Linked DNA regions of Homo sapiens: regions 1, 2, 4, 5 and 6 are each linked to region 3. The links are chromatin loops, found by intact Hi-C in ENCODE. Cell type or tissue: Calu3. All regions are shown on one strand. Links, peaks and the distances in the headings refer to the core of each region. The heading gives the core; the rest is flanking DNA. Region 1 overlaps LINC01599 (long intergenic non-protein coding RNA 1599). Region 2 overlaps ARF6 (ARF GTPase 6). Region 3 holds the start of LINC01599 (long intergenic non-protein coding RNA 1599). Region 4 holds the start of LOC105370485 (a long non-coding RNA gene). Region 5 overlaps LINC01599 (long intergenic non-protein coding RNA 1599). Region 6 overlaps LOC105378179 (a long non-coding RNA gene).

Region 1 (5,133 bases), core at 709-4,708, 91 kb after region 3:
CTTGTCTTAGTCTGTTGGGCTGTTACGACAAAATACCACAGACTAGGTAATTTATAAAGAACAGAGGTTTATTTTCTCATAGCTCTAGAGGCTGGGAAGTCCACGATCAAGGCACTAGCAGATTCAGTGTCTGTGAGGGCCTGTCCCTCATATGGCAACTTCTTCCTGTGTCATCACATGGCAGAGGAGGAAGACAGAGATGACTGCTGTGTCCTCACATGGCAGAAGAGAGGGAAGGGCAAAAGAGGCTTCGCAGGACTTCTTTTATGAGGTCATTAGTCCCATTCATAAGGAATCATGACTTAATCACCTTCAAAAGGCCCCCCTCTTAATACTATTCCATTGGCATTTAAGCTTCAACATGTGAATTTCAGGGGGACACATTTAGACCCATAGCACCCCTACACCTACCAGGAAGTCCCACACACACATTCCTGATTTCCAACTTTAGCTGAGTCCTCAGGTCCTTTAAAAGGGCCAATGACACCTGGAAGGAGGGACCTGAGGTGGGGATTATAGGATGAGAGGTGAAGTGGTGAGAGAAAGGGGCTCAGCCAGATGTGGCAGAGGGTGGAGGGTAGGGGAAGATGAGTATGGCCAGCAATGTCAATGCCACAAAAGGCCACGTGGGGTGAGAACTGAGGAGAGGCTGATGGGATTAACCTAGGTCACTGATGACCTTCTGCAGGCCGTTTCTGCAGAGGGTGAGGGCAGAAAGCAGGCTGCAGCAGGCTGAGTGGATGAGAGGTGAGAAAGTAGATCCACAGAGAAAGCCTTCTTTAAAGGCACTTGGCTGGGAATGGAGGAGCACGTTTAAAGCCTGGAAGCAAGTGAGCTTGGGGGTTTTAATGGCAGATGGACCTGGAATTGAGTCCATCCAGAACTTTAAGCACTCTTCAAGTTTCAAACTTGGCCAAGCTCACTTGGGTGAGCTTGGAAATGTCACTGAACTCCTTGCAGCTTCTTTCTCTTTTCTTTCTTCCTTTTTTCTTCCTTTCTTTCTTTTTCTTTTTCTTTCTTTTTCTTTCTTTTCTTTCTTTCTTCTTTCCTTCTTCTCTTTCTTTCTCCTTCCTTCCTCCCTCCCTTCCTCCCTGTCTTCCTTTCTTTTCTTTCCCTTCCTTCCTCTTTCTTCTTTCTTTCTTTCCTTCTTCTCTTTCTTTCTCCTCCCTTCTTTCCTCCCTTTCTGTCTTCCTTTCCTTTCCCCTTCCTTCCTTCCTTTCTTTCTTTCTCTTTTTTTCAGAGTCTTGCTGTGTTGCCTAGGCTGGAATACAGTGGTGGGTCTCGGTTCACTGCAGCCTCCACCTCCCAGGTTCAAGCAATTCTCATGCCTCAGCCTACTGAGTAGCTGGAGTCACAGGTGTGCACCACCACACCTGGCTGATTTTTGTATTTTTTGTAGAGAGGGGGTTTCACCATGTTGGCCAGGCTGGTCTTAAACTCCCGGCCTCAAGTGATCTGCCCACCTTGGCCTCTCAAAGTGCTGGGATTACAGGCATGAGCCACCACACCCAGCTAACCTCTGTTTCTTCATCTGTAAATGGAGAGGATGTCACCTACTTCATTGGATTGGTTTGAGGATTAATCAAGATAAGGCAGATTAATTACTATGCACCTGGCATGTAATAAGTACCTAACTAATCATCTCCCTCGTATTTGTGGGCTTATGGAAAGAAAGAAAAATAAAGGATTCTGGAGGGGATGGTAATTAGCAGGGCATGTTCTGCAGGAGATGGGAGAGGAGGAGGTCAGCCTCTGGAAGGAGGAGGAATGATTCTTCCTCTAAGACAGGAGGACATGAAGGGAAAGAGGAAGATGCAGATTAAATTGTGAGATGAAGTGGCCAGAGGTTGTAGAAATCCATGTCAGAAGGTCTCTCCCACAATCTGAGAATGAAGTCCTTCTCAGCCTTCAGTTCTCCAGGCTCCCTTTTACATCTTGACAATCAGATATTTTAAGAAGGTTGTCATGTCCGTAAATCATTTTTATAGATGAACATGAGTGGCTTCTTGTGCGGTGTGGTTCCCACACTTATACCACCTTTCTCTGGGGGTCCTTCCAGTTTGTTAAAATGTATCTTAAAACATGGACCCACAACTAAGCCTAATATTTTACAAATGGCCTGACCTGTGACAAACCCAGGGGGCTACTGTCTCCTCACTAGACACTCCTGACTCTGTGACACAATCAAAGTCCATTCAGGTTTCCAGCTGCCACATCAGGCCTTAGTCCACCTTGAGTTTGCAGTCAACCAAAATCTCTAAGTCAGTTTCACATACAACACCGTCAAATGGGATTCCTTTTTCCTTCGTCATTTCTTTTCTTCTTTTAATCACTAAGTACAAAACTCTACTTTCATTCCTTTAAAATTTTATCTTCATTTTGATCTATCCTTCTAGCCTTTCGGATTCCATTCTCCTGGCCCCAGAGGAGGAAGTTACATTTCAGACCTGTCAGGTGACTCAGCCCCACTGACACAAAGAGTCTTTGTTAGTTACATCCAGGTGCCTCCGATTTCCTTGGAGACAACCCGGGACTGTCCAAAGATGCTTTGATCCTTTTTAATATCTGTGAGGATGTGCAGGGAGATGGATGCTAACCTGGGCCAAAGATGTATAAGGCTCCTTTGGAGAACTGGAGGCCTCCCTGGGGAGCTGAGACACTGCCCTCAGAAAAGGTTCTGAGTAACATCTGCTTTCAAATCCAAAACCACTCTTGGGAAATGAGACTCATTGTATAGAAAAGGTGATACCCTTGCTGATAGCAAATGGAGACAAGACTTCTAGATGACACCTACTGGTGCTCAATGAGTGTTGAATGAATATAGAATGAATAAATTAGCAAATGAATGAATGAAACGTAAGTGTGGATGGTTTTGAAGCCCCCGTTGATCTGGGCCATACTTTGCTAGGTAGTAAACTTGCTGTACACTGTGGAGGTGCCCGACCCCGGGGTTGTGGTGGTGGCTGCCGAAGGCATGGAATGGAGGACACGAGTGACCAGAAATCAAAGAGCTGCCCTCAGGGTCTGGTGGCAGAGGATCAGGCTCTGGAAATCTGTGGTCTTCCTCCTGGTCTTTTGGCATCTTGTTTTACTCTCCTGTGGGCATTTTATTCTGCTCTCTGTCCCCCACTCCTCATTTCTCCTGAGAAAAGCTCATCTGAAGATGAATTCAAAACAAAACAGCCAGTTTGAAAAACTGGATGTTTCACTCTTATATTGCCAAGAAAGATTTGATGTAAGACCAGATGTCAGGGAGCTCTATGTGATTCACAGATATGACTGCTTCTAGCAGCTAGGAGTGCAAGGGAGGGAGGGAGCTGCAGGACACACATGCAGTTGCCTCATCTTGGAGAGGGGACACTGAGGCAGAGGCTCAGCTAGGAAGCAAGAGGTGACAGGAACAAACAGGAGGCACCACTGCTGCTGTTTCCAAGGACAGTGTGCTGCCCATGACCCCCCGAGCCTGGCCCACGTGACCCACATCACATCCTCACCATCTTCTAGGAGAAATGAGAGGATTTTAAAACCAGCCTTAGCTGAGTACAGTGGCTCATGCCTGTAATCCCAGCACTTTAGAAGGGAGGGCAGGAGGACTGGTTGAGGCTAGGAGTTTGAGACCAGCCTGAGCAACATAGCAAGACACCCATCTCTAAAACTAAACAAATAAAAGAAAATAAAAATTAAAACCAGCCTCTTCAAAGACACAATTATAGGCACTCTGCCTATGGAGTAGCCATTCTTTATGCCTTTACTTTCTTAATAAACTTGCTAAAAAAAAAAAAACAAAACACATTTACAATTATAAATTGTGGGAGGCAGGAACCCAGATTCTTACCTTGATTATTTTTTGCTTTGGTTTTTTTTTTTTTTTTTTAGACGGAGTCTCGCTCTGTCGCCCAGGCTGGAGTGCAGTGGCATGATCTCGGCTCACTGCAAGCTCCGCCTCCCGGGTTCACGCCATTCTCCTGCCTTAGCCTCCTGAGCAGCTGGGACTATAGGCGCCTGCCACACACCCAGCTAATTGTTTGTATTTTTATTAGAGACAGGGTTTCACCATGTTAGCCAGGATGGTCTCAATCTCCTGACCTTGTGATCCGCCCATCTCAGCCTCCCAAAGTGCTGGGATTACAGGCGTGAGCCACTGTGCCCAGCCTCTTATTTTCTTTATTAGATTGTAAACTCCTTGAGGGCAAGGACAATGTCTTATCTCTGTGATCCTTCAGAGTGCTTATATCCCTTATACATAGTAAATGCATCATAAATATCTAATAATAATGGCTTCTCTTACCCAGAATGTCCAGGCACTTGTTTCACTAATATTTGCTGAGCCCCTACCATGCTCCAACCAGCACTTTAAGCACTCTGCAAGTGTTAACTAGTGAATGTTGAGGTGTTGAGGTTGGGTTCCTTCCCTGAAGATAGTTTTGTCACATGGTTGTTAATGACCTGCAAAAGCAGTGTTTTTGCTTTGGAGAATCCAGTTACAGTGCTCCTGAGCTGCAGAAGGAGCTCTGAGACCCAACAACCTTGTGTGGAATTCCACAATTCTCTTATTCATAAACGGACCCTCTATATAGACTGGTAGTGAAACATATCAAGAAACATTTCCCACTTTAGTTTTTCACGAAGAAAGCCGCTATTGTCTCATCTCAGCTGAGATGGGGTCACGCAGGGACGCAGCTCCCTTGCCTGATCTCTGACTCCCTGGAAGTTTCCTAAAATGTTTCTGTGGGCCTAAATCCTTGTAAGTCCAGCTGTCTATGAGGCATTGAGATGGGATTTGAGACCTTACTCCCTGAGGGTAGTGATCTCTAAATGGTCAGGATGGAGAACGACCCCAGGTGGTCCCAAGCCATTCTCTCAGCATTTATAACAGGAGGGTGTCTTTACTGATGTGTCTGGAATTAATTATTCTTTTCTTTTCCACAGTGGCCTTCATTGGCATCACCAGCACTGGAGCTATTCCAGTGAGGATTTTTGCTGCGGCACATCACGGAGTGGCATGAGAGGTCAGAGAACTCCTAGTATCCCCCAAATATCCATTCTGTTCTTCTTCCTTAGTGATGGGCCCCCGACATGAAACTGGCACTCAGAATGAAGAATGCCTTTTCCAGCCTCCCTCGCTGGTGGAGT
Region 2 (5,133 bases), core at 716-4,715, 210 kb after region 3:
AAATTTCAATTTAAGTTTTAGTATATAATTTATATATATAGTATATATAATTTAATATATAATTTTAGTATATTGCTTGGGATGCAGTTGTACTAAAAAAATAGTTTATCTAATTGAAATTTAACTGGGATGCTCACTTCAGCAGCACATATACTAAAATTGGAACAATACAGAGATTACATGGCCCCTGTGCAAGGATGACACAAATTCATGAAGCATTCCATATAAAACTTTTCTTAAAAGAAATCTATATATAAGTATACAAATAATCAGCTGAGTGAAAATTTTAATTTTTCCTATTTTTCACAATGATCTGTCAAATTCACTATCAAGCAGTCAAATTTGATTTTTACAGAAAAAAAAAGTTCCCTAAGTGCCTAATACTGTGTTTTCCACTGTACACAAGAGTGAAATTATACAGGGACTCAAAACTTATTGATGGCCGGGCGCGGTGGCTCACGCCTGTAATCCCAGCACTTTGGGAGGCCGAGGCGGGCGGATCATGAGTTCAGGAGATCGAGACCATACTGGCTAACACGGTGAAACCCCGTCTCTACTGAAAATACAAAAAAATTAGCCGGGCGCGGTGGCGGGCGCCTATAGTCCCAGCTACTCGGGAGGCTGAGGCAGGAGAATGGCCTGAACCCGGGAGGCGGAGCTTGCAGTTAGCCGAGATCGCGCCACTGCACTCCAGCCTGGGCGACAAAGCAAGACTCCGTCTCAATAAATAAATAAATCTTATTGATGATAAAATAAGAAAATTATAGGAAATTTACTTAAAGCCAGGTATTTATAAGAAAACATACACCAAAAAGATACTAAGAACATGAGTAAGCACTGGTTCACCTTAGTCACATTCATAGTACAGCAGAGACTACCTGAATCCAAATTCAGGCTCTGCTACTTATTAACATATACCTCTGTATGCCTCAGTTTTTTCAACTATAAAATGAGAGCCCTATCTCCCAAGGTGGCTGTGAGGATTTAGAGAATTAATACCCATTCAATGCTTAGAACAATGCCTGACACATGGCAAACATTCAGTAAATGCTAACTCTTACTATTCTTAGAATATTTCTGAGTTTGATTTCCTTAGGCCTAACTCCAACCTAGGACTTATTCATAAAACTAACTTTTAAAAATAAACACGTGGGCCGGGCGCGGTGGCTCACACCTGTAATCCCAGGACTTTGGGAGGCCAAAGTGGGTGGATCACCTGAGGTCAGGAGTTCGAGGCTAGCCTGGCCAACATGGTGAAATTCCATCTCCATTAAAAATACAAAAAAAAAAAAACAAAACCAAAAAAAAAAAACTAACCAGGTGTTGTGGTGCACCTGTGGTCCCAGCTGCTTGGGAGGCTGAGGCAGGAGAATCTCTTGAACCTGGGAGGCGGAGGTTGCAGTGAGCCGAGATCGCGCCACTGCACTCCAGCCTGGGTGACTGAGCGAGACTCCTTCTCAAATAAATAAATAAATAAACACATGGGCAGGCACGGTGGCTCACACCTATAACCCCAGCACTTTGGGAGGCCGAGGCGGGTGGATTGCCTGAGCTCAGGAGTTCGAGAACAGCCAACACGGTGAAACCCCATCGCTACTAAAAATACAAAATTAGCTGGGCGTGGTGGCGCATGCCTGTAATCCCAGCTACACGGGAGGCTGAAGCGGGACAATCACTTGAACTGAGCTGAGATGGAGCCACTGCACTCCAGCCTGGGCTACAAGAGCGAGACTCCACCTCAAAAATAAATAAATAAATAAATAAAATAAAAAATAAAGACATGCAGAGAAAGCACTTTGGTTTGCCTTATTATAACCAACTTCAAAGATCCAAATTTCTGCTCTACCACAACAATGTTTTTTTTTCCCTCTCATATGCTATAACCTTCTCAGGCTATTCAGTTGTAATGGAAAACAACTTTTATAATCATAAATAACTAGTTTCACATAGGTCTTTCTATGAACTACAAATGTTTTCATTTCTTTAAAGCTCATTTCTAAATGTCCTCAATAAAATTTACTTCCATAACTTCCGCTAGATTACTTTGTAGTAGTCTAAAATAGTTATAGGTTTCACAACTTTGTAATAGTTTAAATAGTTTAAAATATAGATTTCTCATCCTACTTGTAGAAATTATTTAGTATGATTTAGTATTAATATATAACCCTCTAGGCAAGAAATAATCCATGTGTGAAGCAAATTTTTCTAGTTTATATTGGTTAGAGGAATAATACTGGAAACCAAATATCATGCACCATAAGTTTCCACGTCAATAAAACACTTCCCCTTACAAACTTTCTCCATAAAAATAATAGACTTATGACTTAATTACAGAAAGAGTGGATAAAAAAGCCACAGTTAAACGATGTTATCTGAACCTACACCAAACTAATCTAGGTTATCTGGAAGAAAGGACACGTAACAGAGAATCACATTTAACTTAAATCCAAAGACCAGTAAAACTACCACAAAAATAAAAGAAATATTTAAAATGAAGTGACTCACACAGTTTTAAACAACTGTGTTAAAATCAAAACTGAGAAACTACTGATTTCACGCATTTAAACTCATTTAGAAAAACAAAATCCAGGTTAGACTACTCAATAACAAGTCTTAGCTCACTAAATGTATAAAATGTGGAAATTCTATGTCACTGTGCGCTAATTTTTTTTTTTTTTTTTTTTTTGGGACGGAGTCTCGCTCTGTCACCCAGGCTGGAGTGGCAGTGGCCCGCTCTCGGCTCACTGCAAGCTCCACCTCCCAGGTTCACACCATTCTGCCTCAGCCTCCCGAGTAGCTGGGACTACAGGCACACACCACCTCGCCCGGCTAATTTTTTGTATTTTTAGTAGAGATGGGGTTTCAGTGTTAGCCAGGATGGTCTCAATGTCCTGACCTCGTGATCCGCCCGCCTTGGCCTCCAAAAGTGCTGGGATTACAGGCGTGAGCCACCGCGCCCAGCCTCTGTGTCCTAAAATTTTGATTAGATTCATTTAACAATGGCCTTTCACTTTCAATTGTTCCATTTCCTATAAATTTTGATAATGTTTTAAAAATTGGCTTTACACTCGAGGTTAAATGTTTTTCCTAAGAGCCAGATAGTAAACATTTTAGGCTTTTCAGGCCATATATTGTCTGTCACATATTCGTGGTTTTTTCTTAAAAACTTTACAAATCCTTTAAAAATGTAACACCCATTCTAGCACAGTCCCTATAAAAAACAGGCTGCAGCCAGATTTGCCCTTGGCCAGTTTTCCCACCTCTGCTTTACACTGTACTATTATCTTTCTGTGACTATGTCAATTATACCAATATTAACATTTCCTCAAGTATCTGCTCAAACATCACCTCAATGAGGTCTTCTCCGAACACACCTACCTATTCCCTAATATGTGTACATACATAACATATTGTACAATATATAGCATATAACCTAACAGACTTTTACTTATCATCTGATCTTTGTTCTCTGCCCCCAACCCTCCAGGTAAGTTCCATGAATACAGATTTTTTGTTTTTTTTTTCACTGTCGATCTCCTGCACCTCAACAGTGCCAGGCATATTAGTAGGCTCTCAATAAAAAAATCTACCCTCACACTTATAAAACAAAATACTATGGACAAAATATGTATTCTATAACAAATGAAAGATATTCAAGGACAAAACTGACAAATACTTTCATTTTTAAATTCTTTCAAGTAGTCATAGAACATTTCAAATAAAGGGGGAAAAGGTTAAAATTTTTATTTTCCCACAATGTGAGGTTAGTTCTTACAGTCTAGTTCTCTTGAAATTTACCATTACTTCAGTTATATTTAATTGCAGATTTGCTTTAATTCCTAAATCCCGCTCCATTCTTGTTCTGCCTTCCTTGATCTCACCTCTGTGTTCCTTGCCTGTTCAGCTCACTAGTCTAGTCTGGCAACTTTTGTTTGGCAAAGCAACAAGTTGCTTTGCCTCTTCTATGGCTCCATCTCCCAACATTCCATTTTTGTAAACTCTCTAATACTGTAACCTTTACTAATCCTTACCATTTAATTAAAGCAAAAGGCTAGATAATATTGAATATTATACTCCAAATATATTATGTTCAGTGACTAATCACTTAAAAATTTCTTATAATTGCTGTATGTGGTTTTACAAATACAGTTTTTACCTATAAGGAAAGATACAACTTACCTTACTTGTAATCCTGATACATATTGGGCAAGGTATTGAGAAAATAACTTTTGGAATTTTGTAAGCTCCATCACCATTCAGATTATGGCTACTTCTAAGCTTATATTAAAACATAAAAACCCATTCATGGGGAAAATATTTTCTACTGCTAGCACTGAAAAATTGATACTTTGTCACAGTATCTTAACCACAGTACTAAATATATTAATAAATATTAACATGGGGTTAAATCATACTAGAGATCACATGAAGACATTCTAAAATCACACTATAAAAATTGCTGATATAGGAGGAAAGGCTTACAAGAATGTCTTTCAAACCCTTTTATCCAACAAGTTATTCATCTTTTACTTTTCTTTCTTCCAACCTTATCCTCTATGATACTATTTTACTTTCTAAATGAATACAGTTTTGCCATTTCGATAGGACAAACAATTTGACCTCTAAAAGAAACTTTGAAATCCAAAAGTCTATAAAGAATTAAGGCCTGAATTTAAGACTTAAGGCCAATTCTTTAGACACAATTCTCTACTTCTAAAAATGCTAAGGTTGTAATTTGGAAAAAACAGCAGAATAAAGACTGCTATGGGACCTCAAATTTTAAAAATTGTTTAACTGTGGTATTCTAAATTATCATACAATCAGATTAAGTTGGTGGAACTAAAACAGGGCGCATTACCTCAAACAGCCAGCATTTACAAGAACCAAATTGATTTTTTTTTCTTACAAAAGTCAGGCAACTTCCAAATTAAGTCACTTTTTACCATATACCCTGGAGAATAACATGGCCCGACACACCACACGTCCCACTTATCTAGTTCAAGCGAGTAACATAACGTGAGAAACTGCACTGTGTAATTCCTTTATTTTCTGCATATTAGTGCTTTACCAACACTACAACCATAAAGAACACAATTCCAAGTACTGTACTTTTTAGTTTGGGGAGATCACAGT
Region 3 (5,133 bases), core at 352-4,351:
CTGCACTCACAAACCACAGGAGGAGGCTGGGTGAGGTGGCTCATGCCTGTAATCCCAGCACTTTGGGAGGCCAAGGCAGGCAGATCACTTGAGCCCAGGAGCTTGAGACCAGGCTGGGCAACATAGCAAGACCCTGTTTCTACAAAACATACAAAAAATTACTTGGGTGTGGTGGTGTACACCTGTAGTCCCATCCATACTAGGGAGGCTGATGTGGGAGGTTCATCTGAGCCCAGGGAGGTTGAGACTGCAGTGAGCCATGATTGCACCACTGCACTCCAGCCTGGGTGACAGTGAGACCCTATCTCAAAAAAACAAAACCGCAGGAGGAAGGCCTGAGGAAGTAACTAGAGATTCAAGATGTTTGCAAGTATGGGAGACCAGTATTTCTCTTTCTGGCTGGATTTGTGTTTACCCACCAGCAGCAGATTCCGAAGCATGGAGACAGAATTAGAGGAGTGATGTGGGAACTGTAAGGCTGAGGGGTATTGAAGATGCACTCTGCCAGCCTGAGAAATGATGCATGAATTGAGGGTTAGAAGACTTCTGCAACAACATGAAGGAGGGGACGACGTGGTTTAAAAGGCAAGTGCAATGGATAAGGTGATGCCACTAGCTGGGGCTCAGCCAGGACACAGCTAATTCCCAAATCCCAAGGGACTGCCAATGCCTTGGCCTGTGGGCAAGTGTGGGTTGCCTCTGCACAATGGAGCTCGGAAACTACTTATCAGAATGCAGTTATAGCCAATTAGGGAAAGGGTTGCAACCCCATAGTAAGGCAGTGTTTCTCAAACCAGGCTGCACGTGGAAAATTAAAAGCACACAAAACCCATGTTCAGGCCCTATCCCAGTCCAGTTTAATCAGAGGCATAGTAGTTTTGTTAAGGGGTTCCAGATGGTCTTAATGTTTGCCTTAAATTGAGAACCACTGCAACAAGGAAACCTCTTTTATCCGTTTAGCATCTACTTCCCAAGGAGAAGAGAGCAAAGAAAGAAGAAAGTATATAAAAAGCAAACCATCTGTGAATAGAGTGGGCCCCTAGTACATACGGACAAAAAACCACTTGGAATCCGATGTGGAACCTTGTATGAAATAGGAGGTTTTAAAATAAACAGGACTGAACTTTGGAAATGGAAATAGACTATAAATATAATCTGAAAATTAGAGAATCTGGCCAAGAAGGCAAAGGTGATGCTACTCAAGAAGGAAGGGGGATTCAACAGTTAAAAATTGTTGCAGGTCCAGTCTCCAATGACTTGAGTCTCTTCTGTACACCAGTTATAACTTTAAACATCTTTGAGGTTGCATAACTTTGCATTTTAATCTGCCACAGTTTATAACCAAGGGTCCATGGATCATATGTTTGGTGAAGTTGGAAATGAAATTAGTTTTTTGTTGTTTTGTTTTGTTTCGAGACGGACTCTCACTCTGTCACCCAGGCTGGAGTGCAATGGTGTGATCTTGGCTCACTGCAACCTCCGCCTCCCAGGTTCAAGCGATTCTCCTGCCTCAGCCTCTGAAATAGTTGGGATTACAGGCACCTGCCACCACACCCAGCTAATTTTTGTATTTTTAGTAGAGATGGGGTTTCACCATGTTGGTCAAGCTGGTCTGGAGCTCCTGACCTCAAGCAATCCACCCTCCTCAGCCTCCCAAAGTGTTGGGATTATGTGCGTGAGCCACTGCACCTGGCCTAGGTTATTTTAAAGTAAGAACTATTAATCCAGAATGTTAGTGGGAATTTTTTTATACACAGCATATCTTTTAATTTTTTCTTACCTTTCTTGAAAATTTCCTTGTTAAATGATGCAAAATATGATATGACAGATTATAGGTATTTTAAAGAAGAGTATGGGTTATAGAAACATCTGTTGTTCTAAAGGCCACCTGTAGATGGCATTGCTTGACTTTGTCTTTAAATGTTTTCTAGAAAGGAAGTTGTTAAAATAGAATCTACTTTGAAATGCAATCACATTTTAAAGGTGAACGAAATTAGATTAAAAAAAAAAGCCTACCTTTTGAGTTACTTTCAGAAGATAACACAGGGTAAGTAAAACAAGTTTTTTTCTTGTAAAATTGTATTTGGTTTATCTTTCTGTTTCTTTCTGATATGCCTTTTGAATATCATTCAAAAAGCTACGTTACTACAATTCATAAAATGTTTTCTCTGCTATTGATATCTTCTGTGAAAAGAAGACAGATATTTAAGAGGCTAAATTAATTCAAGTGACGTTCTGAAAATTAAAATTCACCTTGAAAGTACCTTTCACATAATCATGATTTTACATCTGAGACACTTAAAACTTCTCATTTTAATTAGTTTTTCAAAGCAGTTTTTTTTTTTTTTTTCAATAGAGTAAGTGGTAGTTCTTACTTCTGAAGGCTGAAGCTGTGTCTTTGGTTCCCACAGTCCTGTAGGCACAGGCCAGGTATTTGACTTCTGGGTTTTCTTTTTTCTTAGGAAACATCAGGATTTGAAAGAGTTTTGATTCATTGATAACAAACATTGTTAGAGGAGAATATTCAGTTTTCATACCATAAAGACCTTCACTCTAATAGAAATACAGAAAAAGAAAACTGTTGCAACGATATCTTACTGAAAATTAATGGAAAAGCTAAGTTTTTACTTTCCATAATATTGGGTAGGAAAGCAATAAATTCTCAAGGCATTTTCACCAGTTAAAGTTTAAACCATTAGATATTTGGGGTTGTTCAAGACATTGAAGTTCTTATGTGTTGGTGAAGTTCTGTGAATATCTAGTGAGTCCCTATCAACTGTGAGATACATTCTAAGTCATTGATTATTAATGACAAGATGCTATCATTTGCAAATGATAAACCTAAAATATGGTACAGCAGATTATCTCCATGATAATATTTTGCTCACGTGCATTCTGAAAACAGTGTCAGCACAGAGGCTCTGAGACCAGATTATCTGGGTTTGAATCCCAGTGCTGCCACTTACTAGCTGTGTGACCTTGAAGTTACTTAAACTCTGTGTGCCTCAGTTTCCTCATATGTAAGGTAAAGATCATAATATCTTATAGGTTGCTGTGGAGATTAAATTAGTCAAATACATGTAATGTACTTAGGTACTAGGCACATAGTAAGTGTTCAATAAATGTGACCGTAGTTGGGGTGGAATTACAGGTGGGCACTTGGAAAATATGCATAATGCAAGTCAGTTTTATCTGTTGCAGTGTGAAATCTGGGCACCTTTTTGAGAGTATAGGATGCATGTAAACATTGCTGCCCAGTCACGGTGGGAATGGCAGCTGGGATGGGAGGAAGTTGAGAACATTGTTACACAACATGTACTGTTATTTAAACAAATAACAATCTTAGAAAAATAAAGAAGATACGGGGAAGAAAATTTTTGTTCACTGTTCATTTTTACAGTTTGAAAGCAACTGCCACGAGCATTCGAAGGCCAATAGGGACAGAGCAAATCCTCGTTTCTAAATATGGGAGCCTGGGTTTGCTGGCTGGAGCTCCAGGATTAACATTCCACCGCCCTGGACCCTTACTCAATTCCTCCTTCCACGGTTCTTTGCTAAACCTGAGACCAGATGGGTAGCAGGCCATTAAAGTACAGCAGAAAGTCATTTTTCTGAAGTCTGAGACTTGATCTATCTGCATAACAATATTTTCAGAGTTTATATTTATTAACTCTAAAAGAGCAATGTGACTTTAAAATATGTTTGTAGCAGTTGTTTCTTGCCTAAATAATCTTTCACTGTGTAATGAGTGCGTGTGTGGGATGCAGGACTTAACTAATTCCTCAGGCTAACTGACCATGTCTTTTACTAACAGACAAGAATGACAAAACCTTGGATTGTGTCTGTTTCTCCATCAGCCAGTGTAAAGTGGCACATAGGCTTTACTTCAGAAGGGGTGTGCAATCTTCCCTGGGCCACACTGGAAGGAGAAGAATTGCCTTTGGGCCATGCGTAAAATACACTAGTGATAGCTGATGAGTTTTTAAAAAATTGCAAAAAAATCTTATAATGTTTTAAGAGGGTTTACGAATTTGTGTTAGTCCACGTTCAAAGATGTCCTGGGCCATATGCGGCCCATGAGCAGTGGGCTGGACAAACTTGCTTTCTGCTTCTGCGTTATATTAAACTTGCAAGGCCTTTCTGTTTGCAATTAATGGAAAATATTGTCATGAATACTCAATAGGTGGTCTTCATTTTTAGAAACCTTTATACATTACCTATAATACAGTAACTTATTTTGTTGAATTAATTCACATTTTTTAATTTTCACAGGTTGAAAACAAGGATATTTCTTCCTTGCAAAGCAAAATTAAAATGTTTGTAAAAGATCTGGCCTAGATGCAGTTTTTATAGGCTTAAACGTTTGAGTAGTTAACAAATTCCTTTCAGGTTATTAGTTCTAATGAGGTACCACTGACAGCTTTTTGATGGGTCAGTGCTGTTAAATGCTTTTGGGTTTTTTGTTGTTGTTTGTTTGAGACAGAGTCTCACTCTTGTCACCCAGGCTGGAGTGTAGTTGGTGCAATCTTGGCTCACAGCAACCTCCACCTCCCAGGTTTAAGCAATCTTCCTACTTCAGCCTCCTGAGTAGCTGGGATTACGGGCACGAGCCACCATGACCGGCTCAGTTTTATATTTTTTGTAGTGATGGGGTTTGGCCATGTTGCCTAGGCTGATCTCAAACTCCTGAGCTCAAGCAATCTGCCTGCTTTGGCCTCCCAAATTGCAGGGATGAGCTACCACACCTGGCCTTGAGTAGTTTTTTTAAAAGTTACCTTTAACTCAGATTTGTTAATCTGCTGAAGTCCAGGCATTAACGATGTGAGTTCCAGGTGCTTGTGTTGGTTCATGATTGTTTGACAAATCATTGCCAGAGTTTTAGGTATACAGTACAAACAATCTCATGTATCTACATTCAGTACTCAACCTTGTTCTTTTAAGGAATGTGTCCTGATAACCTGCTTGTGCTTCATGCACAGTACAGCAATGTACTGAGGTGCTACATATACAAATTACTATTTTCTTTTTTTTTTTGAGATGGAGTTTCGCTCTTGTTGCCCAGGCTGGAGTGCAATGGCGCAATCTTGGCTTACCGCAACCTCCGCCTCCCAGGTTCAAGTGATTCTCCTGCCT
Region 4 (5,133 bases), core at 581-4,580, 130 kb after region 3:
CTTGGAGGGACACAAACGACAAATGAGCTGTTTTCATTGCTTTGTGGCTACAATGTTGCATATTTCATTTCTGATTCATGGAAAAATATCCAGCACACAGAAGTCAGCTAGCTCTGTGAAAGGCCTTGGACCAGGGAGGTTAAGAATAAAGTCCCAATGTCTTAGTCACTGGGGCCTAGGAAGCTGACCTGGAAGATGTTAGCAGCAGAAAGACTTTTGCTAGGAAACTGCTCTCTGAATCTGCTACCCTCTTGCTCCCACAGCTTTGTTTAAGCAGATCACTAAAGATTTATGTATTGACTAGAACTTTTTTGTTTATTTGTTTGCAAGGGGAAAAGCACAAATACAGCACAAGATGACATATTTAAAAAGTAAATTTATATAATCCCAGTGCCTTGAGGGGCCAAAGCAGCAGGAGCTCTTGAGGCCAGGAGTTCAAGAACAGCCTGGGCAACATAGGGAGAACCAATCTCTACCAAAAACTTAAAAAATTAGCCAGGTGAGGCCAGGCGCTGTGGCTCACACCTGTAATCCCAGCACTTTGGGAGGCTGAGGCAGGCAGATCACCTGAGGTCAGGAGTTCAAGACCAGCCTGGCCAACATGGTGAAACCCAGTCTCTACTAAAAATACAAAAAGTAGGTGGGTGTGGTGGCGCACACCTGTAATCCCAGCTACTCAGGAGGCTGAGGCAGGAGAATCGCTTGAACCAGGGAGGCGGAGATTGCAGTGAACCAAGATCGCTCCACTGCGCTCCAGCCTGGGTGACAGAGGGAGACACCATCTCGAAAAAAAGAAAAAGGAAAAAAAATTAGCCAGGCGAGAGGATTGCTTGAGCCCAGAAGTTCAAGGTTACAGTGGGCTATGATTGCACCACTGCATTCCAGCCTGGGCAACACAGTAAGATACTATCTCTTTAAAAAAAAAAAAAAAAGAAAAGAAAAGAAAAGAAAAGAAAAAGTAAACTTATTGGTTTGAGTGACTAAAATGTCCAGGCATAGAGTTTCAGGCATAACTGGCTCCAGGTGCTCAAACGAAGGATTCAGGAATCTTCCTTTCATGTCTCAGTTTCTCCCTCCATGGTAACAAAAGTGGCCCCTTAAAGCTCCCAAACAGGAACCCACCAGCTTAGGAACCCCAGCAGAAAGAGGAATCCTTTTTTCTTTGGAGGCCGAGGCGGGCGGATCATGAGGTCAGGAGATCGAGACCATCCTAGCTAACACAGTGAAACCCCATTTCTACTAAAAATACAAAAAATTAGCCGGGCGTGGTGGCGGGCGCCTGTAGTCCCAGCTACTGAGGAGGCTGAGGCAGGAGAATGGCGTGAACCCGGGAAGCGGAGCTTGCAGTGAGCTGAGATTGTGCCACTGCACTCCAGCCTGGACGACAAAACAAGGCACTGTCTCAAAATAAAAAAAAAAAAGAGGAATCCTTTTCCCTAATTGTTCCAGCAAAAGCTCCAGGACTAGCCCAACTTGGGTCACTCTCCCACCCTGAGCCAATTCACTATGCTAAGGACATGTGGTTCTTTTATTGGCCAGTCTGGGTTGCATGCCTCACCAGGAGCCTGGGGCAGAGCCAGCCTCACTCACACTTCCTAGGTGGAGAGTAGGAGTAAGGTTCCAGCCTGGCCAACGTAGTGAAACCCCATCTCTACTAAAAATACAAAATATTAGCTGGGCATGGTGGCGGGCGCCTGTAATCCCAGCTACTCGGGAAGCCGAGGCAGGAGAATCACTTGAACCCGAGAGGCGGAGGTTGCCGTGAGTCGAGATCACGCCATTGCACTCCAGCCTGGGCAACAAGAGTGAGGCTTCATCTCAAAAACAAAAACAAAAACAAAGAGTAAGGTGGTCTCCAAAGGATAATCGAGGTGCACCTGCCAGCAAAAGCATATTCTAAGACCAGGCCCCACAAAAGCTCCATGGTATTGTTAGATACAGATATTACTGAGCATTAATACTGTAATAATACAGTGACGGTCTTTTCCATCTGTTAATGTTCTACTCATTTTTCAGATTCATTTCAAATGTCACCACAGACCAGGCGTGGTGGCTCACTCCTGTAATCCCAGCACTTAGGGAGGTCAAGGCAGGCAGATCACTTGAGGTCAGGAGTTTGAGACCAGCCTGGCCAACATCATGAGACCCTCATCTCTACTGAAAATACAAAACTTGGCCAGGTGTGTTGGTGGGCTCCAAGAATCCCAGCTACTTGGGAGGCAGAGGCTGGAGAATCACTTGAATCTTGGAGGTGGAAATCGCGCCACTGCACTCCAGCCTGGATGACAGAGGGATACTCCATCTCAAAAAAATAAAATAACATAAAATAAAATAAATCACCACAAACAAATCTCCCTAATGAGATTATTTTTCCATCAGCACTTTCTTTTTCTCTCCTGGCATGTATCATATCTTGCTATGTCGATTATGGTGAGTCACACAGCCATTTGTTTACACTCTGGTTTGGTTAAAAAAAGGCAGAGCTGGATCTGGGTACGCCTCCCATTCATGATGAGAACACCTCCCACCCCGACACCCAGGATGAGGGCTTCTCTGCCTGAAGTGTCCAGGCCTTGGAATGAAGAGGCTAAAAGGTGGTAAGAAAAATGAAACTCAAATAGCTCACTCCAGGAAGAAAACTCATCCGTGGCACAACACTGCATCTTGGAAATCAGCCTGGCTTTTCTTTCTTAAGTCATACTGGAACTGTCTCTCTTTAATATGTGTGAATGAAGCTGAAAAGAGATTCAAACCCTAAGATGGCAGTAGCCTTAGAAATTTCATATCCTGAATAAATTTGAGAGAGAGAGGAAGGGGAGAGAGAGAAATGTTGCGAGACACCTTTCTTCCTCCAATAAACAAAAAAGCAAATACCCCAGATGCCTTTTATACTCACCCCGGGGCAAGCAGCTTATTACTAAGTTCAGAAGCTTTTGCTGCTCCTACTTTCTACAACCCCATCTGTTTCCTCTCCTGTTGCTGGTGGCTTCATTCCAGGGACACTACCCTTGAGGAAGAGGGAGCTGGCATACTAAGATCCTTCTAGCGTCACTCTTGCTTGCAGACACCTGCAGATTTCCCGTGAATGTTTCCTGTTCAATTCAACGGGTTTTAATTACATGAACTAACATTTGCTCACTCTTAAACCACGGTTGCCCTCATAAAAGACAGACTCCAAAAGACTGGGATTGGGCAAGCCCAGAAAAATCTAAATGTTTATGCAAACATGCTCATGTTTCCCTCCTCATATTCCTTACTGCTCTATCATTACAGATGTTCTGCCTTGGGAGATCTACCTTCTGTTTTTCTCATTTAAGGCAAAAAAACATAAATTCTCTCTTTTCAATTTCCATGTACTCCTGGTGGAAGCAGGAGTAAGTTCCCCTCCTGCAGACACCTCAGCTTTCTGGGCATAAATGGCCCCTGTTGGCTCCTTAGTGAAGTCTAAGAGGCAGTGACCCTCCGTGGAGCTGCAGTGGTGCTTCCCTTTCTGTAGCTTCTGGGCCATATTTCTGAACCAGAAATTGAGAACTATCTGAAAAAATCTGAGATGTATTGTTTCTCAAGTCTTGTCAAGCATATTGCACAGTTTGCTCCCCTGCCAAGTTTCTCCCTCATAATCCTGACATGTTTGTCCCAAAACACACTCATTTCCCATAATCAAAAGAGCCTGGTGGGGGGGGGTGGGGAAACCTGAGAACTCAAGAGGCATAAAAATGAAAGCTAGTTATGTGAGACTTCATTTATTATCATGATGAACCCAAGAGTTTCCGATGTATGGTTTTTGGTAGTTTTTAGAGTCCAATGTCCTTATTTTGAGCTTAGAGATATTGCAAGGTCCCTACCACAACCCCCACCACCACACACACACGAGGCTGCCCACACGAGGGGCATCTGGTGAAAGGAAGCAACAATCAGTTGACAGTCTATCAATCAACTGGAAGTGAGCTGTTTTATCCACAAAGTAGGTTGAAAGAAGAGTGTCTAAGCACTCCTTTTTAGACAATAGAGCCTGGGTACAGATTACCAGAAATCTGAACCACACCAGAAGTTCTTAGTGCAGTAGATATTTAACAAGGCAAAATGCACGCCCTTCCTCTTCTCTAAACTAGTTCCGTGACGGTGGTGGAATGAAAGGCTTTGGCTTTCATACACATCACTCAGATATAAATAACTGCTTCTGACAGCCTCAAGCTTGACTTCCTCAAACTCAGGTCTTCACTTCCCCCAGGGCAAGGTCAGGTACACCTGCTTCTCCAAAAAGCGGCACATTGCCTTCTTCTAAGTAAATTATCTCCATATTTTTGAGGCGGAGTTCTTAAGAAAGGCAAAACCACTGCACCTAAGCAATCAGTTGCACTTCTATGCAAGAGTCTCCATCACTCTTCTCCAAAGACACTAACTACAAAACCAAATATGTGATTCTTGAAATCAAAGAAAACCTGCCATACACTGCTCTTTAATCACTGCCTCCCTGAAGGTACAAACAGCTGGACTGTAAAACATGCCCACGCAGACAATCCCTGTGTCCTGCACATGCATGTGTGTGTACACACATAGACACACACTCACTCAACGTCATGTGTAGCAAACAGTAGACAATTCCACACTTTCAGGACAGGCACCAGCCAAATCCTTAAATTGTGAAACTAAGAATGCAAGCAGCAAAACTTGTGATTTCAGGCCACTTTTGATTATATTTCTGGAGCTCAGCCAAGAGAGCCATTTCCAAGAAAAGCAGCTCAGACAATTGCACAGTCAGCTCTCCAGCCTTAAACCAAGCTCTTTGTCAAGCTAAGCGGGATGTTTCTCCTCCTGACCTTATCTCAGGCTCCAGCCCTATAACATGTCTGTTAACTAAGTAGCAAATTATCGGCCTTCACCAAGAATACACAAGGAAGAAGTAGAACAAATCCACCTCACATTGCGAGCAACTGGAGAGTCAGCACAACAAACGATTGTGTGCCGAGTACTGCTAGTGAACAGGCACAACAAGGTGCTGATCGTTTCAGACAAAGGGAGAGAAAGGAGTGAACTCCCAAATGTGAGCCCTACACCAACCACCCAGCCAGCCAACAAAATTGTTTCCCTCAAGTGGGCAGCCTTGCCTGAGGAAGCCATGTCTATAATCTA
Region 5 (5,133 bases), core at 444-4,443, 60 kb after region 3:
TAATGTAAGTCATATTATGTCCCCTCTCTGCTGCAAACCCTTCAATCACTTTCCATGAATGGTTCTGGGAATAAAGTCCAGCTTCCTTCCCCTGATTCACTTGATCTGGCCCTTCCCACTTGTCTGACCTGTTTTCCAGCCCATGCTCCCTGTCCTTTTCTACACTCCTAACATGTGGTCTTTCTATTCCTTAAACTTGCCTGGCTCAGTCCCATGTTAGAGCATTTCTGCTGGCTCTTCTTCCTGCCTGGACCTTCACACAGCTGGAAATTCTTGCTTTTCAAATTGTAATTTATTTCTATTTTTATTTTTTGAGACGGAGTTTCACTCTTGTCGCCCAGGCTGGAGTGCAATGGCGCAATCTCAGCTCACTGCAACCTCTGCCTCCTGGGTTCAAGCGATTTTCCCACCTCAGCCTCCTGAGTAGCTGGGATTACAGGAGCCTAGCGCTGCATCCAGCTAATTTTTGTATTTTTAATAGAGATGGGGTTTCACCATGTTGGCCAGGCTGATCTCGAACTCCTTTCCTCAGATGATCCACCAGCCTTGGCCTCCCAAAGTGCTGGGATTACAGGCGTGAGCCACCACGCCCAGCCACAAGTTGTAATTTAAACATCACTTCCTGAGAGAGACTTTCCCTGACAACCCCCTCAATCTCCAGGAGTTCCTCAGTCATTCTCCATCAAATCACCCTGTTTCGATTCTCTGAACAGCTCTTACTACTTTCACTTGCGTCCGTGTGACAAGACCACCAAACAGGCTTTGTGTGAGCAACAAGGCTGTTTATTTCACCTGGGTGCAGGCGGGCTGAGTCCGAAAAGAGAGTCAGCGAAGGGAGATAGGGGTGGGGCCGTTTTATAGGATTTGCGTAGGTAGTGGAAAATTACAGTCAAAGGCGGTTGTTCTCTGGCAGGCAGGGGTGGGGGTCACAAGGTGCTCAGTGGGGGAGCTTTTGAGCCAGGAGAAGGAATTTCACAAGGTAAGGTCATCAGTTAAGGCAGGAACAGGCCATTTTCACTTCTTTTGTGATTCTTCAGTTACTTCAGGCCATCTGTATGTATACCTGCCGGTCACAGGGAATATGATGGCTTAGCTTGGGCTCAGAGGCCTGACAATTACTATCTGGTATTTTCCTGTTTGTCTATATATTTATTTTCTCTCTCCTCTGTAGTAGACAGTGTCCAAAAATGGCCACCATCAAATCCTTCTCCCATTGTATACACATGCTGCTCCACTGTTCAAGAGGTGAAGTTTATTTCTCCTTCCATTGAATCTGGACTCACCTCATGATTTCTTATTACTTGCTTTGACTGACAGAACAAGGCAGAGAGGATGCTGTGCCAGTTCTGGGCCTAACTTTCAAAAGGTTTATCAGCGTCTGCTTTTACTCTTGGAGACCAGCTACCATGTAGCAAGTCTGACTACCTCGAGACCACCATGCTGTGAGGAAGCCCAAGCTCTCCACATGGAGACAGGCCATGTGGAGGAGCACAAAAATGCTGATGTTTGACAGTATGAATGCTGGAAACCAAGGAATTGAAATGAGAATGTGGGATATTGGAGTTTGTGTGTTTTCAATAAGTTTAGGGATATTGAAGTTTACCATTTCAGTTCTGAGTTTTGAGAATGTACAGGATATAGAGATGGCTGAGGTGGAGAGGAGACAATGGTCACCAAAGTTAAGGAGGTGAACAAATTTGAGGCCAGGATACTGGCTGATTCACACATGAAAATTCAGCTTTTCTGTGGTGATGGCAGATCTGGCAGTGGGGAGAGGCACTGGAAGATTCCACTTGGGAACTGTTAGAGCCACACAGGGGCAGGTGGTTTCCTTGGAAACATCTAGTTTTGATGGAGGCAAACAGATTTCAGTCAAGAGTCTGCAGCCATAGAATGGAGAGACTGTTCACAACTGAACAGGGGTCTCAAGGGTGAGAGAGGGCAACCCAGGGAAACGGGTTATCAGGAAAGGCCTCAGTAGAAGACAAGTGAGGTGTGGGTGTGGCACCTCACTTGGGCTGAGAGTCGGGCAGAGTGCAGATTCAGTTTCACTGGGGGCAGAAGTGAAGGATGATTCGGATGAGATCACTGGGAAAGTTAACTGGCCTCAAGATTTTAGCTGACCTGGAGAGATAAAAATTTGGTTTTCCTGCCAACACATCCAGAAGGGGGAGAGTGTTTTCTGTTGGCAGTAGAATCAGCAATTGGAGACCTTTGCTCAGGACTCCAAATGAAACTCTGGTGACAGGATGCAGGGCAGGGTGTGGGTAGGCCCAAGTCGGTAAACACCCCGCTGGCCTCGGGACTGTGACTCCGAGCAGAGGGGAGGAACAGGAAGCTGAGCCATGTGGTGGACGAGAACCAGGCTTGCCTGTGCTGCTGTACCCTGCAAAGCTTTGAAATTCTTAATCATTTACTATTTAATTTAGGGTTTAAAAATTAATTTTATTAATTTTGAATAATTTGACATTGTAAATAATTTTTGAACAAGGGGCCCTGCATTTTCATTTTTCAGTGGGTCCTACAATGTATGTAGCTGATCTTACTGCTACACTACTGTGTGCATGGGAAGGTTTCGAGAAACCCATAAAACACAGTGCCCGTAGAGACAAAGACACACAGGAACCATTTTAACAAAGGCAGGTAGTCTGTGCTGGTTGAAACCCATAAGGAAACAGGGGAAAGTTCATTCATTCACTTATTCACTGAAAACTTTGTTAAGAGGGAGGAAGGGAGGTCCTGCTAGTGCCAGGAGCAGGGAGGGAGAAATAAATGACTGTCATGGTCCTCAAGAAGCTCCTACTCTGTGGAATAAGAGAAATGTACACAGGAACAATGCAGCAGAGTAAGAGCTGGGATGAAAATAAACACCTTCCTTCCATTTCTTCATGTTAGGGGTACATGGTTTGTCGAAAAGACATCAAGTTAAATTAAGGTAGTTCTGTCCTACTACACAGAAAACTTACACATGGTTTCTTTGAATATATGGTTTCCTCACAGAACACCAAAGAACCTTCCTCAACAGGAAACCTCAGTGGCTTGTTCCCTCTGTGTGAGGATGTGTTGAAAAGAACAAGGAGTCGATTTGGCAGGAAAAAAAAATGCATTTACTACTGAATGTTGGCATGATCCTGTGGTTGGAAGGTCAAAACAGAAACTGGCAGTGCTACTTTTTATTAAAAGTCCACTTGGGGACATCACATGAGACTCTTTGATCTTATAGGTCAGGACACTGAGGCTTTAGGACTCCTGAGGTTATTTGGTAGTGAGGCTGCTGGGTTTCTGAATAAAGACCTATGATTAGAGTATGATTTCCTGCCCTGCTTTCTGCGCTGTAGGCGTAGTCTGCCTCACTCAGCCAATCTCAAGGGAGGGAGGACCTGTGGCTGCAGTTTCCCAAATTATCCAAATTAGGACTCAAAAGAAGAGAGTTCTGAGGCCCAGCAACTCTGAGAAAATCCTGAAAAACATTGTGATAAAAAGGTACATCTTTCCTTAAAGCCAGAGCACTATGTCAGAACTGAGCCCTGAAGCTAAGTGAATGAAGGGCTTGAGAGTTGCTCTCAGTGGTGAAGATAAAATAGGTATTTAACCTTACTAATGGTGGCATTTTAGCCCAGAAGAGTGGAAGGGACCTGTGGTTCCTTTGCACTCATTACACTTAACACTTTGAGAGCGAGTAAGGCCAGCCCTAAAGTTCAAAGGAGACCCATCCATTTCCAACAGGCTACTTAAAAAAAAAATTCTTTTTGAGACGGAGTCTCGCTCTGTTGCCCAGGCTGGAGTGCAGTGGCGTGATCTCGGCTCACTGCAACCTCTGCCTCCCGGGTTCAAGCGATTCTTCTGCCTCGGCCTCCCAAGTAGCTAGGACTACAGGCGTGCGCCACCACTCCCAGCTAATTTTTTTTTTTTGTATTTTTAGTAGAGATGGGGTTTCACCATATTGGCCAGGCTGGTCTTGAACTCCTTACCTTGTGATCTGCCTGCCTTGGCCTCCCAAGGTGCTGGGATTACAGGCGTGAGCCACCACACCCAGCCAAAAAAATTTTTTTAACTGAGAAAAATATATGCTCATTGTAAAAAAAGCATAAAACTGCAAGAAAGAGATAATTTTTAAAAGCCACCTGTAGTCCAGAAATAATCACTGTTTTTTGGTATATTTCCAAACTTTCTTCTTTGCATGCATATACATATATAAATAGTTATGGGCTCACACCGTCCATGTTGCTTTGTTACTCTATTTCATGTAATACTAAATCATGAAAATTTTTCATGTCAATAAATACATTTAAACGATATTAAGTGCCTAAATATTCCTTTGTAGAGTTGTATTATTATTTATTTAATGAGTTGCCTATTATTGGAGATTAATGTTGTTTATAATTTTTTAAAAAAATTTTATTAGAGATGGAGTCTTGCTATGTTGACCAGGCTGGTCTCAAACTCCTGGCCTCAAGCAATCCTCTCATCTCTGCCTCCCAAAGTGCTGGGATTACAGGTGTGAGCCACCACGCCCAGTCTGTTTATAATTTTTGGTGATTATTCTTTTTTTTTTTTTGAGACGGAGTCTCGCTCTGTCACCCAGGCTGGAGTGCAGTGGCCCGATCTCGGCTCACTTCAAGCTCCGCCTCCCAGGTTCACACCATTCTCCTGCCTCAGCCTCCTGAGTAGCTGGGACTACAGGCGCCTGCCACCACACCCGGCTACTTTTTTGTATTTTTAGTAGAGACGGGGTTTCACCGTGTTAGCCAGGATGGTCTCGATCTCCTGACCTCGTGATCTGCCTGCCTCGGCCTCCCAAAGTGCTGGGATTACAGGCATGAGCCACCGAGCCTAGCCTAGGTGATTTTCTTAATTATTTCCTTAGGATATGTTCCAAAGAATTTAATTGCTAGGTCAAAGCTTATGACCTTTTAAAGGATTGTGATAGTGTGTCAGTCAGGATAGGCTAAATATTGTAACAGACATAGCCAACATCTCAGTGGCTTAACACAATAAAGATGTATTTCTCTTTTATGTCACAGTTCAACACAAGTCATTGGTTGGGAGTAGAGGGCACTCTGCATGGTCGTCTGGAACCAGGGTTTGCCTACATGATGGGTCTCCATTTGCCACCGGCCTTGGACGTCTCCA
Region 6 (5,133 bases), core at 375-4,374, 240 kb after region 3:
GGAATGCAGTTGCACGTCTCGGCTTACTGCAACCTCCTCTTCCCGGGTTCAAGCGATTCTCCTGCCTTAGCCTCCTGAATAACTGGGACTACAGGCGCGCGCCACCAGGCCAGGCTAATTTTTGTATTTTTAGTAGAGATGGGGTTTCACCATGTTGGCCAGGCTGGCCTCGAACTCCTGCCCTCAAGTGATCCGCCTGCCGGGGCCTTACAAAGTGCTAGGATTACAGGCGTGAGCCACTGCGCGCGGCCGTATAGAGGTTACATTTTGAACAAGCAAAGCCCCATATAGCCAGACACGGCCTTGTTTTTTGCACTGTTAAAAAAGCAAACGGCTGGCCGGGCGCGGTGGCTCACGCCTGTAATCCCAGCACTTTGGGAGGCCGAGGCGGGCGGAACACGAGGTCAGGAGATCGAGACCATCCTGGCTAACACGGTGAAACCCCGTCTCTACTGAAAAAACAAACAAAAAAGCTGGGCGTGGTGGCGGGCTCCTGTAGTCCCAGCTAGCTACTCGAGAGGCTGAGGCAGGAGAATGGCGTGAACCCGGGAGCCGAAGCTTGCAGTGAGCTGGGATCGCGTCACTGCACTACAGCTTTGGCGACAGAGCGAGACTCCGTCTCAAAAAAAAAAAAAAAAAAAAAAAAAGCAAACGGCTGATTCGAGGTTGTGCATAACTGACTTAGCACTGGATACTATGCCGATCACTAATTCATAAAACAATAAAGGTGAAATATATAGAATAGTAAAGTGATTAGTGTGACTGATAGTGGTTCAATTTAAATAGTCATAAATTATGATGCACCAAATCAAAAGATTATAGGGCCACCTGGCCGGGAGCAGTGGCTCACACCTGTAATCCCGGCACTTTGGGAGGCGGGCAGATCACCTGAGGCCAGGAGTTCGAGACCAGCCTGGCCAACATGGTGAAACCCCCATCTCTACTAAAAATACAAAAATTAGCTGGGTGTGGTGAAGCCTGCCTGTAGTCCCAGCTACTCAGGAGGCTAAAGCAGGAGAATCATTTGAACTGGGAAGGTGGTGGTTGCAGTGAGCTGAGACGCGCTACTGCACTCCACCCTGGGAGACAGAGCAAGACTCTGTCTCAAATAATAATAATAATAAAAGATTATACTGCCACCAAAAACATAGTAACATGTGGGAAAGAAAAGCAAGACACAGATGTTTTATTTACAACATAATTATAATAAAAATAGGTATGCATGGCCGGGCGTGGTGGCTCATGCCTGTAAGCCCAGCACTTTGGGAGGCTGAGGCGGGTGGATCACCTAAGATCAGGAGTTCGAGACCAGCCTGGCTAACATGGTGAAACCCCGTTTCTACTAAAAATACAAAAAATTAGCTGGGCATGGTGGCACGTGCCTGTAATCCCAGCTGCTCTGGAGGCTGAGGCAGGAGAATCACTTGAACCCAGGAGGCGGAGGTTGCAATGAGCTGAGATCACACCATTGCACTCTGGCTTGGGCAAGCGGAGCGAAACTTCGTCTCAAAAAATAAATAAATAACAAAAATAAAAATAGGTATGCATATAAATACAGATTGTAGAAGAATACAGAACTCAAACTAGAAAATCAGACTCTTCTTAGAGGATACTGAGGATGGTTCATCCCATTGGGGTGCCCTGTAGATACCTGGAGCTCTTTTGGTTCCTGCTCTGAGTTCTGCTTATCCAGGATTTTCTTCTGGGAACCTCCCTCTATTAGTTAGAGTACAGAGTATGCTGTAATAATAAAGAGACCCCAAAATATAGTGATTGAATTAAGATGGAAGCTTATTTCTCATCTAACAGTCCAGAGGTAGGAGTGGTGGAGGCTATAGGGTGGATCAGCTTCATTAATTCATCCATGGACTCTGCTGTTTTGGTTTTATTTTGGTTTGGTTTGGTTGTTTTTTTTTTTTTGTTTTGTTTTGTTTTGTTTTGTTTTCCAATCCTGCCCCTTCTGCATTCACTGGTTTCTTTCCTCGACCCTAGGTATTTTTCCTAATTTGCATGGTTAAAGGTGGGGCACTGCAGTGGATCTGCACTGGCGCCACCTAGCGCTGGAAAGGCCAAGAGGGCCAAAGTAGAGGGCAACCGATTTCTTTTTAAGCAAGTGATGCAGAGGACACATACAACTTTCATTCATATTCCATTAGTGAGAACTTGACCACACTTGGTTGTAAGGAAATTCAGGCAATGTGGTCTCTAGCTGGGATTCATGTGCCCAAGTAGCAATGTATTAGCACTGTAAAAGGGGAGAACCGACTTTGGGGGACAACTAACATTTCATGATCTGCCCATTTTCTTCTGACCAACTTCCTCGAGATAATTTTCTTTCTTCTGAATTTCCTAAAGAGAGGTTCGTTTACTTCAGTTTACAGACAGTCCTTGTTTGCTTCAATGTACCTTAACCGATGCCTCATTCTTCAGGCCCTAATTTAAATGATACCTCCTAAAAGAGGCTTACCTGACTACATTCTCAAAAGCAGGTGCCCCACCTGCTTCCTACCACCATTGTTCATATCTCAGTACTGTGCTTCCTTCACCGGTACTTATCACAGTTTGAAATTATAATTTTTTTTGCTAAGTTTTTGTCTGTCTCTTCCACTCTGTCTCTTTTCTTCACCACCACATCTCTACCACCTAGTACAGTGCCTGTCACTGGATAAGTAAAAAGTAAGTATTTGGTATTGAATGGATGAAATAGTAGTCAAGGATGACTCTGAGAGTTCTGAAGTGAGCAACTAAACATACTGATGAGCCAGGCACAGTGGCTCACGCCTGTAATCCCAGCACTTTGGGAGGCCGAGGCAGGTGGATCATGAGGTCAGGAGTTCAAGACCAGCCTGGCCAACATTGTGAAACCCCATCTTTACTGAAAATACAAAAATTAGCTGGGTGCGGTGGTGGGCACCTGTAATCCCAGCTACTGAGGAGGCTGAGGCAGGAGAATCACTTGAACCCAGGAAGCGGAGGTTGCAGTGAGCCGAGATCGTGCCACTGCACTCCAGCCTGGGCAACGGAGCAAGACTCTGTCTCAAAAAATAAATAAATAAACATATTGATAAAAAGAAAAAATGGGTAAGCTTGGAGGAAGAAGAGAAGATGATCAGTTTTGTTTGCAAATACTGAATTTGAAGTTTTGAATGATTTCAAGGTGACATCCAGAAGGCAACTAAAAATGTGAATCTGAAGCTCTGGAAACAGCATCAGATTGGAACTACAGATTTGAGAGCCTTGAGAATTTATTACATCACTCATGAAGAACACGGTGAGAGAACAGAGAACATTTAGGAGGGAACTGTAAGGAACAAAAACATTTGCTGGGTGGGCAGAAGAGAGAGCCTGGGAGGAAATATCAGGGGCTGTGAACAAGAACCAGGGAGAAGAAACGTTCAGGGAGGAAACAGCAGTCACAAGTGACAGAGATTGGTGGTAAATTACATCACCTATGTCAGAAAGGGTCCCTTAGACCTGCCAATTAGGAGGCTTGGGTATCGTAGCCTTAGCTAGAATAGTTTCAGTGGATTGGTGGGCTATGGACTGAAGACAGAAGGTTAAGAAGCAAATGTAGCAATTGTAGAACATGGTTTCAAGAAGTGCAGCCATGAAAACAACAGACAGATTTCATTTAGAAAGGCAAGGTCAAAGGAGTTTTTTTACTTTTTTTTTTTTTTTTTTTTTAGAAGAAAGGCAGCTTGGAATCTGTATAAATGAAAGAGAGAGATAGAATGGGTAAAAATGATTGATGGAAGAATTTTGACCTACTGGGTTTGAGGTAGGAGGGGAAAACAGAAGGGTGCTCTTCTCTGAAGGTGTAAAGATAAATTTAGAGCGGACAGAGCAGCAAAGAGTTGAAAAGTTTTTGTCTGTTGGCCTTCAATTTATCCATGAAGGAAGGAGCAACGTTATCTGCTACAAGGACGGAGGTGGCGGGGAAAGTCTGGACTGGTTTTTAGGAGACAAGGGGTGGGGGGTGAGGGAAAGACTATAGATAAGAGGACAAACAGAAGGTCTGCTTTCGCAGATCTACTATGGTCGAAAATTATTTTTTCTTTCCTCCCCTCTATCCCTTCCTAACCTAAGCTTGTCGCAAAAAAGGCTTCAAGCTGCCAAATCCAAATTTTTCCACCAATATACCCCGATACTAGTTTTTTCTCCAAAAACAACGGGCAACTAACACGCAGGGCAGAGAAAACAAACAGTTGCCCCAGGCTTCCTTCGTTCGAATAGTGAAGACTGAGCTGGCCTCGGCACTGTGCAGACTCCCAACCTGTGCTACTGTGGGTTATTCTCCTTATAGTGCAGTCACCTCCTAAATGCTTGCTGAAAATAATGGAAGACTTCGAGCCAGATGTTTGCCTCTTAAGTAACGTCCCCCAAAAGATGCAGCACATATTTAAGGCCTGCTGAAGCAAGCAACGCTGACGGACCAGGTTATTGCGTTTTTCTCTCGCTGCGTGTCCGGACGCCACACTATGAGCATTAAGCGCATACTGACCAATTTCTGTTAAGCAGGAACGTGGTGTTCTGATCAAAACACAGGGAGCCGCGGCCGCAACCGCGCCGATAAGCTTCCGGGGTCCCAACCCTGTAAGGCAGAACGGCTGCCCAGCTCGGATGACGCCACACTAACGTAGCCTCCAGACCGCCCAGTGTGGGTGTGTCCAAGCTCACGTCGCCCGGCGTGGCCCCCCCGCTCCCCAATGACGTAACTGCCCTGCAGCTTCTAGTAGCTTTTCGCAGCGTCTCCGACCGCCGGGCGCGGTGGCGCGTGCCTGTAGTCCCAGCTACTCGGGAGGCTGAGGTGGGAGGATCGCTTGAGCCCAGGAGTTCTGGGCTGTAGTGCGCTATGCCGATCGGGTGTCCGCACTAAGTTCGGCATCAATATGGTGACCTCCCGGGAGCGGGGGACCACCAGGTTGCCTAAGGAGGGGTGAACCGGCCCAGGTCGGAAACGGAGCAGGTCAAAACTCCCGTGCTGATCAGTAGTGGGATCGCGCCTGTGAATAGCCACTGCACTCCAGCCTGAGCAACATAGCGAGACCCCGTCTCTTTTGCCCCCCTCCCTCATTAAGGGTACCTTTGTAAGTAAATAGTGTCTTTGAAGTTAAGAAGTTTGCCTCCTTTCCG

Evidence for each region. Peaks named below come from ENCODE experiments on the same cell type or tissue, not always from the same donor. Only the 100,000 strongest peaks of a DNase experiment are listed, where the experiment ranks them.
Region 1: a loop joins it to region 3, with 3 times the contacts of the local background. A loop is called at or near these places in 40 of 110 quality-filtered maps.
Region 2: a loop joins it to region 3, with 4 times the contacts of the local background. A loop is called at or near these places in 52 of 110 quality-filtered maps.
Region 4: a loop joins it to region 3, with 5 times the contacts of the local background. A loop is called at or near these places in 7 of 110 quality-filtered maps.
Region 5: it touches region 3 in a loop (2.7-fold over the local background); 20 of 110 quality-filtered maps call a loop at or near these places.
Region 6: it touches region 3 in a loop (7-fold over the local background); 102 of 110 quality-filtered maps call a loop at or near these places.

Annotation. Positions count from the first base shown.
Region 1 is chr14:50,010,955-50,016,087 of GRCh38, reverse strand. LINC01599 (long intergenic non-protein coding RNA 1599) reads left to right here. Exons shown (of 9, transcript NR_131171.1): 7 at 5,062-5,133. Among named protein-coding and RNA genes, the nearest start is that of LINC01588, 6.0 kb to the right of the region's middle. In Calu3, for the core only: no CTCF peak of the experiment used is centred there; a DNase peak (open chromatin) is centred at 2,457.
Region 2 is chr14:49,896,947-49,902,079 of GRCh38, reverse strand. ARF6 (ARF GTPase 6) reads right to left here. Exons shown (of 2, transcript NM_001663.4): 2 at 5,026-5,133. It also overlaps the pseudogene RNU6-189P. Among named protein-coding and RNA genes, the nearest start is that of ARF6, 6.4 kb to the right of the region's middle. In Calu3, for the core only: no CTCF peak of the experiment used is centred there; DNase peaks (open chromatin) are centred at 2,739 and 3,906.
Region 3 is chr14:50,101,911-50,107,043 of GRCh38, reverse strand. LINC01599 (long intergenic non-protein coding RNA 1599) reads left to right here and starts at 2,001. Exons shown (of 9, transcript NR_131171.1): 1 at 2,001-2,047. It also overlaps a transcript of VCPKMT not described here. In Calu3, for the core only: a CTCF peak has its summit at 1,895 (motif pointing right); a DNase peak (open chromatin) is centred at 1,893.
Region 4 is chr14:49,970,390-49,975,522 of GRCh38, reverse strand. It overlaps LOC105370485 (a long non-coding RNA gene), which reads right to left and starts at 3,884. Exons shown (of 4, transcript XR_007064159.1): 1 at 2,897-3,884. RefSeq lists a silencer at 4,618-4,912. In Calu3, for the core only: no CTCF peak of the experiment used is centred there; DNase peaks (open chromatin) are centred at 2,502 and 4,132.
Region 5 is chr14:50,042,338-50,047,470 of GRCh38, reverse strand. It overlaps LINC01599 (long intergenic non-protein coding RNA 1599), which reads left to right. Exons shown (of 9, transcript NR_131171.1): 4 at 1-4. Among named protein-coding and RNA genes, the nearest start is that of LINC01588, 37 kb to the right of the region's middle. RefSeq lists a silencer at 1-200. In Calu3, for the core only: no CTCF peak of the experiment used is centred there; a DNase peak (open chromatin) is centred at 2,300.
Region 6 is chr14:49,862,474-49,867,606 of GRCh38, reverse strand. LOC105378179 (a long non-coding RNA gene) reads left to right here. Exons shown (of 3, transcript XR_943839.3): 2 at 3,158-5,087. It also overlaps RN7SL2. Among named protein-coding and RNA genes, the nearest start is that of NEMF, 12 kb to the right of the region's middle. RefSeq lists enhancers at 4,245-4,344, 5,037-5,133. In Calu3, for the core only: a CTCF peak has its summit at 2,052 (motif pointing left); a DNase peak (open chromatin) is centred at 2,056.